3 separate regions of the Homo sapiens genome follow, and all the other regions are linked to region 1. A link is a contact called in ENCODE Hi-C or POLR2A ChIA-PET data. All regions are on one chromosome and are shown on one strand. The core of a region is the stretch at or near the end of the contact, and the rest is flanking DNA. Distances in the headings are between cores, read along the strand shown. Region 1 holds the start of ADGRL2 (adhesion G protein-coupled receptor L2). Region 2 has its middle 420 kb from the start of ADGRL2. Region 3 has its middle 390 kb from the start of ADGRL2.

Region 1 (2,812 bases), core at 196-2,695:
ATGATTTCCTACAAGTCAAGAACAAACTTGACCAGTAGTTGGATTGGATTTACTTTAGTACTACACCTATCTGGCTTTCTGACAAAATACTGATAGGTATTTAGGATCTTCATGTATTTTGAACAATCTGCTGTTGACATATTAATAACATTGTTTGGAATGATTCCTGAAGTATGATGCTTGCAACATTCCTGCAGCACCAAAAAGTACCTATTGTTTCTGAAAGCAAAGCAGCTTAAGTTTTATCCTACTTTCTAGGTTTTAAATATTGGAGAATCATTTTTTTCTTGAAAAAAAGGTAAATATGCTTATTTAATTGATGGCTGCATTCATTAGTAGAATCAGTGGTTTACAAATACATCTGAAAACATAGCTGCTTCCAGCTCAGAAATTTTGCAATAAAAAAAAAATCCATGTTTGAATTTTGTGGCATGCACAGGACACTTAACTGGCTTTTAAACGTTTTTCCAGCGTGATTCGCCCTGTCCTGCTCTGTTCCTTTCAGCTTAGGTCCATCGTAGGCTCTGCCTGGCTGTTTGCTGACATTGCCAACCGAGAGGGGCAAGGAAGTGTGTTCAGAGGACAAGAGCAAAGGCAGTTTCAATGTAAGGAAATGAGGGAAACAGACCTAACAGCTCTGTGACTATACTTGAGAGTAAAGAGCCTTGTAGTCTCCTTTCCTTCCTTTGCTTATCCTGGTGAGTTTAATCAAAAACAAACAAAACGCTCTTGTGAAATATAGTCAATAAAGTCAAAGTTTAGCTGGCTCTACGTAACTACAAAGAAAAAAATCATCGCAATTTAAAAAAATGTAACTTTCATTAACGAGCGCGCCGGAAATCTCAGGTATCAAAGACGCATTAACCCTGGAGCGTCCCCCGCGCGCCGCAGCCGGACGGAGGCAGCCGCGGCGAACAGACGTTCTTTCTCCTCCATGCAGTTACACAAAAGGAGGGCTACGGAAACTAAAAGTTTCGGGGCCTCTGGCTCGGTGCGTGGAGAAAAGAGAAAACCTGGAGACGGGGTGGGTGAAAGACGCATCCCGGGCGCCTCTCCGAAGTCCAGGCCGGGAGCAAGCTCCTGGGCCTAGAGGGGAGGGGGCCCCGAGCCGCTGGTCATCCCCCTGCGCTCAGCCTCGGAGCGCCGCGCTTCGCGGCGCTCTCCCAAATACTCTTCACCCACTCCAGAAATAAAATAAATGTTTTTAAAGTGCATGTGTGTGGACAGGATGGAGAGCGCGCGCCGGCGGAGCGCGCGGAGGACCCAGCGCGCAGTGAGTGGAGTTTGGGGGTGGGCTAGGGGTTAGCGGTTGAATGGGTGTGTTAATGGGGGGAGCTGGAGGCAGAGCTCGGGGACCTGGGGGTAGGGGGAGCGCGAACCGACTGGGAGGGGAGAGAAGGGGAGGGGCGCGAGCTGGCGCAGGCCGCCTCCGGGGCGCGTTCCACGGCCGTGCGCGCGCGTCCCTCGCCGCCACCGCCGCCCGGACAGCCCTGCGGCCGCCCCGCCGGCGGAGCCGGGGCCGGCCTGGTCCTCGGGCGGCTGCTTGGCCACCGCCACCGCCGTCCGAAGGGCTCGAGCCCGTAAGTATCCCCTTTCGCTCCTCCTCCCCGCCGCTTGGGCGCACAGCCGCAGCAGCTGCTCAAATGGAGTGGAAAACGGCCATTGGGCGACAATGAGTTATAGATTATCTGCTCCACGTTTTGTACTTAGCTGCCTGTAATCTTCTTTTGAGTTTGCCCGAGCCCCTTGCTGGAAAACTCAGGAGGGAGAGATTTGTCCTTTGACGCTGTACACGCTAGTATGTTTATATGATTAGCCCAACTGGCGGGGAGGGCGGATTTGGGGGAAGGAGGAGGAGGAGGCTGGAGGTGACTCCAGTTCAGACCTCGCGGAGAGTCTGTGTCAGGACTTCGCATTCCCCCGTCTCTCTCTCTCTCCCTCTCGCTCCCTCTCACTCTCTCTCCGCTCACACACACGCAGAGGTGCTGGGGCGAAATCGGGAGCTTACCAGAGAATTCCTTGGGATTGTTGGGGGGCATCTCCCCTCCGCTGCTGTGTGTGGCGTGGCTCTTCCCGGCTACTCCTTGCTTCCCCGAGCCCGAGTCTGCGCCGCCAGCCTTCCTTGGGGCAGCGGCCACCGCTCAGCCCCGGCCGGGAGATCCGAAATGTGAGGAGGGGTCGCCGCCGCCTCCCGCCCCAGGCCGCAGGGTCGGCGCGAGGGATGCTATTCCGGCCGGGCGCTCGGGGGGCTGAGGGGCTTCGCCTGACAAACTGAGTTGGCCTCGCGCCCCCGGCGCCCTCCCGCCCGTCGCTTCGAAGGGACTCCCAAGTCTGCGCACCTCTGTCAGGCTTTTGCTTCCACCACCCCTTTCGCTCTGATTCCCGATTTTTTTTTCCTAAGGGAGCGTGCGGTCTGGGGGTGTGTGCGTGTGTGTGAAAGACCTCTCTCGAAGAGCGGCGTGTGGGAAACTGCGGGAAAATGTTGACTTAACCCCAGGAGCCGCCCGGCGCTGGCTGCTCGGCTGGAGGCGGCGGCGGCCGAGCAGGAGGACGCGCCGAGCTGCGGCGCCGTGTCCGGCCGGGGAGCTGCGGCGCTGCCTCCCGCGCGGACTCGGCGGCCGAGGACCCGCTCGCGGCCGGCCTCGGCCCTCTCCGGCCGGGGTAGCCGCTGCCCTCCGCGCCTGTCCCCGCGCGGCCCCCACGCCAGACGGCCCTCCCTCGGGGCGCGCTCGCAGACGGAGGTAAGAGCCGCAGGAGCGAACAATGTGCCTCTGTGCCCAGCTTCGGAGACCTGTTTGCTTTGCGCCTCCAG
Region 2 (2,812 bases), core at 223-2,722, 420 kb after region 1:
CTTAGAATCTACTCTATGAGCAGTCCAGGAAAATCAAATCTATACTATATCTCCATTGAAGTCAGTACCATTGTCTTATGTCTTCACTTTAGGTTCTGGCTTATCTAACTGAGTGAATGGAAACTCCTCAAGAGGGTTTCTGGATATACAGTCAGATTGTCAGTTTATATACATCTTTATTTTACAGAAGTATGTTATCCTCTCATCACAAATCTAAACACGACTATTCAAAACTGGCTTTTTGCTAAACAAGAGGCAGTAACAATCAGGACATCCTGTTAAAACAGACACATCCCAAATGATAGGACAGAAATAAGAATGAAATGCCTTCTATGAATCTACTCTGGTGAATGTAATTTCAGTAACCAAAAGGGTTACAAAGTGAAAAATATTCAGGGGAAGCTTTGTTAAAGGAAGTAGTAATGGGATATGGGAGCATGTTATTCTCAGTTTGTGGGCATGAACCCAGACTTAATTACTGGTAACCAAAAATCTATTACATTTGGAAATTTTAGAAGCTCTGATGGAATAATTTAGGATGGAATGCTTCTGTTTAGTGGATCACTGTGCACTGACACTTTTATTTTTTAAATGATTTTTTCATGTGCATATGTTTTCTTTTTTTCTTTTTTTGAGATGGCGTCCCACTCACTCTGTCACTCAGGTTGGAGGGCAGTGGCGAACTCTCGGCTCACTGCAACAACCTCCACCTCCAGGGTCCAAGCAATTCTCCTGCCTCAGCCTCTCCCGTAGTTGGGATTACAGGTACGTGCCACAAAGACCAGCTAATTTTTGTATTTTTAGTAGAGGCAGGTTTCACCATTTTGGCCAGGCTGGTCTGGAACTCCTGACCTCAAGCGATCTACCTGCCTCAGCCTCCAAAAGTGCTGGGATTACAGGCAAGAGCCACCATGCCCAGTCTCATGTGTATATATTTTCTTTGGACTCCTTTTACTTTTTGCTGAACAGGTACTTCTCATGACTTCATCTTCTTAAGATGTTTCATGCTAAAGATAATCTGTTTGCAGTCCATTGAAACTTCACTTTAAGACTATTTGCCTCTGAAAATACTTTCATAATTAAAGCAAATCCTTTTGGATCCCACCCAAGAGAATTTAATTTCTGAGATAGCAATTTACTTCTTATTCCACTGCAGTCTTATCTGAAAAAGGTCCCCAAGTCTTGGGACTCTGAAGACAGCTTTGTGAAAAACTGCCACTGAATTCTCATAGTGTTCTAGAAAGACTGTGTGGCACAAGATAGAGCTCATTTTGGTTCTTTGCTATCCCTGGGCCATCCCACAAAATATTTATTGTTATGTGGGCAAAGGGTGTATTCTGTCAAAGGAGAGGTCAGAAAGAGAACTGGGAGAAAATTAAGGCAAGGCCAAGATGAGAGCTGTTGGCACTGGCTTTGCCACACCATCCACAATGCACACTTTCTGTTTTAGTTGGAGGGCATTGAGCAGTCTCTACTATATTAATGGCTCTGGGCCAAGTAAAGAAGGAAATGAGTCAAAATTATATGAGGCAATACGTTGGAGAAGTAATGTGTGTATTTCCAGGCCCAGCTGATTCTGAAAAATCACCACTGAAATTGGTGGTTTTACTGGTAATGTTCTAAAATAGACCAAGAGTGATAGGGCCACAGAGGCTCAACTTTATTGATCTCTAGAAATAGAGCATCTGGATTAAGCTTAAGGCATACTAGTGGAATTTGGGGAAGTTTTTAACACCTTAAATGACACTGCCTCTGCTGCACCTGTTCATTGGTGAAATAGAGGACTTCATTTAGGAAAACAAGCACCTTCCACGAGCACTCAATTTGCTTGTTTGAAAAAGTAATTGGAGAAAAACAAAGAGATTCTTGTTCAGTCTGAAATTCAGAAGAAACTCTTGCCAACTTTATGAATAATGAGAGTTCCCCTTTCCATGTCGAAATTACTGGCCCTGTTGCTGATATCCATAAATTAAGCAGTTGGGTTGTTGGTTTTTTTGTTTTTCCTTTTTGCAATTAAGCATGCAGTGCTCACAATGCACAATAGGTCCCCTAGAAGTGTGTCTAATCTTTCTACTCCTGTTTAAAAAAAAAAAAAACCTGGATACAGGATCTTAAACAAAGAGTCAGTTGCAGTACATCTGTACAGAGCTGGAGAGTTGAGTCCCAAGAGGATTTACATTGGGAAAATCCCCAAAGCAATAGAAGAGACAAGCACAAACATGTCCACACTCCAAATAGTGAGGCAGAAACTGCTCCCAGGCCAACATGTTGTTTCAAAGGACTGGAAGGCTTTTGTTTAGTAAAACATAATTCAAATAGCGGTGTTCACCATATAACAGTTTGCTGATAATGATTATTTCAATAAAGAGTGAATGTGTAAAGTTATTTTCTAATGTAATATGCCAATTTAAAATGCCCACACGGCACATGTATACATATGTAACAAACCTGCATGTTGTGCATATGTACCCTAGAACTTAGAGTATAATAAAAAATATATATAAAAAAATAAAATGCCCACATTCTTGCTATCGTGGTGTCATGATTTGAAGATAAGATCAAGCAGTAGAAAGTTGACGTCCCCCTCCAGTGAACTCTCAAAATAGACCTTTAACCGAAGCTGTGAGACTCTGGCTCCTTTCTGATAATGACAGACCTTAATCACCGTAGTAGTTTTAAAAATTTTAGGGTAGCAAGCACCACCAATATCTTTGTTCAGGTCTAACTACTTATTTAGAAGAGAAGTTTTCTGCAGTCGGAGTCATTCACCCTGGGAGTTGTGGCACTCTTTGGTTCACCTTCACCCCAGCAT
Region 3 (2,812 bases), core at 226-2,725, 390 kb before region 1:
CCTGACTCCCTGGATGTAGCCCTCCACCCACCTCAGCCGTTTGCCTATCAGGCGCTACTTGAAGGTTTGGCTTCTAGAACCCCTGCTAGATTTAGCAATGAAAGCAGCATAAATTCCTAAGCCTACCGTCAAGTGTGAATCCTCTACTTCAGAACAGATATATCATCCTGGCCCCAAAAAGAAACAGACCAAATAATATTTCCAATATTGTAATAAATTCATCCACTCCAAGTATTGTGTTGTATTTACTCACCAGGCAGAGCAGGAAAAAAAATGTTTTTGTCATTAATAACCAAAGTATCGTAAGAAAACATTAATTTCACTTAAAAAAAAAAGACATGGAAACTGTAGGCTACCATTACGGATGCCCTTATGATATAGCTTATAAATACAATATTCTATTAAGAATGTAATTGCTAGAGACATTGCTCCATGAAAGATGTGAGGTTGTTTACAAGAAAAAAATGTCATGTCCTCGTTCGAGAGTTGTTTTGGATGACTACTTATCAGGGTTTAAAAATATAAAGGCAAATAAAGATTGGTCTTTCTACTTGAGGTCAGTAGTTCACTGATTTTTGTCAAGAAAAAGAGTTTATTAGATTTCCTTTTACACTATCAGACAGCTTCTCATTTTTTATGTGATAGACTATGTAATTGTTTTTCACAGTGGTATGTTATCTATCTCTGTATATACACACATACACATACACATATATATTTACCCTCTGACACTGCATTTACTGTGGAAGTGTACCAAAAATCTATTTAAGATGCAAACATCAAAGAGGAAGGGGAAAAGGAGTCCTATTGCCACTCTGTGTAGATATCTGTGAAAGTCGCCTAAAGACCAATTGATCAAATACAAAAATCATCACAACTGCTAAAGGCTGCCAACATAATCATTTAAAGCAATGCAAAAGTAGATGCTGAAAAACGTGGGTTACCAAAGCATTCTTTACCTCTGGCTCCCCACTCTGTGCTGTATCATATTCTTGCAAGTCTCATTGGGATGCTTGGTAAACACACTTCACCTTTCTTTCTTCAGTTTCAGGGTAGAAAGGGTCCCTTTAACTCCTGAAGACAGTAAATCACAGTCTGTGTGGTGGTTCTCAGAAGACACTTAAAGGACTGAACTGGATGCTCTACATAGCACCCTTGCCAAAAGGGTTCGGAAATGACTTCCAGCTTCCCACAGTAATAAAATGGCACTGTTTGGCATCTTCGAGGTAATAAAAGTGAATTTTTTCCATTCTAGTAAATGAGAAGAGAGGCCTGGTTGTTTTAAAAACTGATTTAAATTCGTGTGTTTTCCTCACATTATAGAGCGTGATATGAGCACACTTAGGTGAACTTCAGACCATCTCAGAACATTACTATCAGCAGCTCTCTGGGGCAGAACAGGATGTGCTGGTGGGTGGTGCAAGGGAGGCTGGAAGGATGGCCAGGTGCCCTGGACACTGCCGCCGTGATACGATAGGTGGCGCTCTCCCCTCTGAGTCCATGTGAACGATCTCCGAACGTGCTCTTTGGAGGATATTACTTTGCTTGAAGGAAATGTCTTGGACGTTCATCAGTGTTTCTGGCACTGTTTAACAGCTGCTGAGTCTCATAGCAGACTCTGGCTGTATTTTGGTGATGGGAAAAGCTTTAGAAAACAGATTTCCTGTCTTTAAGGAGGAGGCTTATGTTAGGCATTATTGTCATTTGTATACAAGACTTTTTATAATTCGATTTCACTCTCCTCCCAGTTGCAAAGGAAAATCTTTTGTCATTCCTGTTTGACTCATAGGGTCTAGGAAGAAGTTTGATCATCTTCCGTTTCCCATCTGGTTATTCATAAGACACCTGCATCTCTGTGATTTCTCCTAGACTACACAATGCTACCAACTGACAACAGACGTTGTGTAAAGAAAGGCCACCTTTCAGAAAAGGAACCTGAACATTAAAAGCTTGTCAACCAAACACAAGGGATATAGCTTTTATTCCTTATTTCAACTGCACCAGAAGTGGAAATTATAACTCTTTTAAGCAGAAAAGACAAGATTGACACTTTTTACATAGAATCCAACCCACATTTGTCTTTGTTTATATGTTGCAATTAAAAGGCTATTATAAACAAATTAGTAGTATCACGGAAGAATTTTGAATGACTTGCTGATGTCAACTACTGCCAAATACCCTTATCTACTCACCACATTCTTAATTAAGAAACACCAGTGTGTGTGTGTCTTTGTTAAAATTACTCAATAGTGGCCTCAGTAGTTACAGACTAGTCCATTAATTTATTAAAGAAGTTCAAAAGATTATTACAAAAGAAGCAGGATGTAGACACACCCAGTTTAATAATAGTGGGGAAGAGAGGGGTCCCTAAAAAAAGATACGATAAGAGGAAAGGGAGATACCACTGCAGTTCATAATGATGGTTGGTAAAGAGTTGAGTACATGCTTTTAAGTTTGGACAGCTCGGTTCAACAAAGTAAGAATTAGCTGTAAATGCTAATGTCTTTGGCTTACAAATACTCCCTGCGAGTATGACCCAAATCAGAGCATCTGACTTCAGTGGGTGACCATCTGCGATAAAAAGGAGAATGTTTCCTTCTGGGCTAGTCCTGAAATACTAATAGAGGCAGCATTCCTGCACATACTAGGAAATCAATAAACACCTGCTGAATGGATGAATACATGAATAAACATTTGAAGAACAGTATCTCCTTTTCCTTTTTTTTTTTTTTTGAGACGGAGTCTTGCTCTGTCGCCCAGGCTGGAGTACAGTGGTGCGATCTCAGCTCACTGCAAGCTCGGCCTCCCGGGT

What was found. A loop is a pair of places that touch in the nucleus more often than their neighbours do. ChIA-PET counts read pairs that join two places held with the same protein, here RNA polymerase II (POLR2A). Pooled maps may share reads with other maps.
Region 2: a map of ascending aorta shows a loop between it and region 1 (7-fold over the local background). The contact joins the enhancer-like site here to the promoter of ADGRL2 in region 1. A Hi-C loop is called at or near these places in 5 of 168 maps with a recorded cell type or tissue (aorta, ascending aorta, chondrocyte and 2 more) and 7 of 50 pooled maps.
Region 3: a map of heart right ventricle shows a loop between it and region 1 (9-fold over the local background). The contact joins the enhancer-like site here to the promoter of ADGRL2 in region 1. A Hi-C loop is called at or near these places in 17 of 168 maps with a recorded cell type or tissue (GM12878, Right ventricle myocardium inferior, cardiac septum and 4 more), 2 of 37 single-sample maps with no recorded cell type and 21 of 50 pooled maps. POLR2A ChIA-PET finds 5 or more read pairs at or near these places in 1 of 52 experiments (SK-N-SH).

Annotation. Positions count from the first base shown.
Region 1 is chr1:81,799,489-81,802,300 of GRCh38, forward strand. It overlaps ADGRL2 (adhesion G protein-coupled receptor L2), which reads left to right and starts at 1,446. Exons shown (of 24, transcript NM_001366006.2): 1 at 1,446-1,580.
Region 2 is chr1:82,224,124-82,226,935 of GRCh38, forward strand. No RefSeq gene overlaps it. Among named protein-coding and RNA genes, the nearest start is that of ADGRL2, 420 kb to the left of the region's middle. Within about 2 kb of position 1,473, at least 4 of the 41 ENCODE cell types and tissues checked have a DNase peak (open chromatin) inside an H3K27ac peak, as active enhancers do; they include ascending aorta and mammary epithelial cell, where a contact is called at or near this core.
Region 3 is chr1:81,413,126-81,415,937 of GRCh38, forward strand. It overlaps a transcript of ADGRL2 not described here. Among named protein-coding and RNA genes, the nearest start is that of ADGRL2, 390 kb to the right of the region's middle. RefSeq lists an enhancer at 1,359-1,653. Within about 2 kb of position 1,476, at least 4 of the 41 ENCODE cell types and tissues checked have a DNase peak (open chromatin) inside an H3K27ac peak, as active enhancers do; they include heart right ventricle, where a contact is called at or near this core.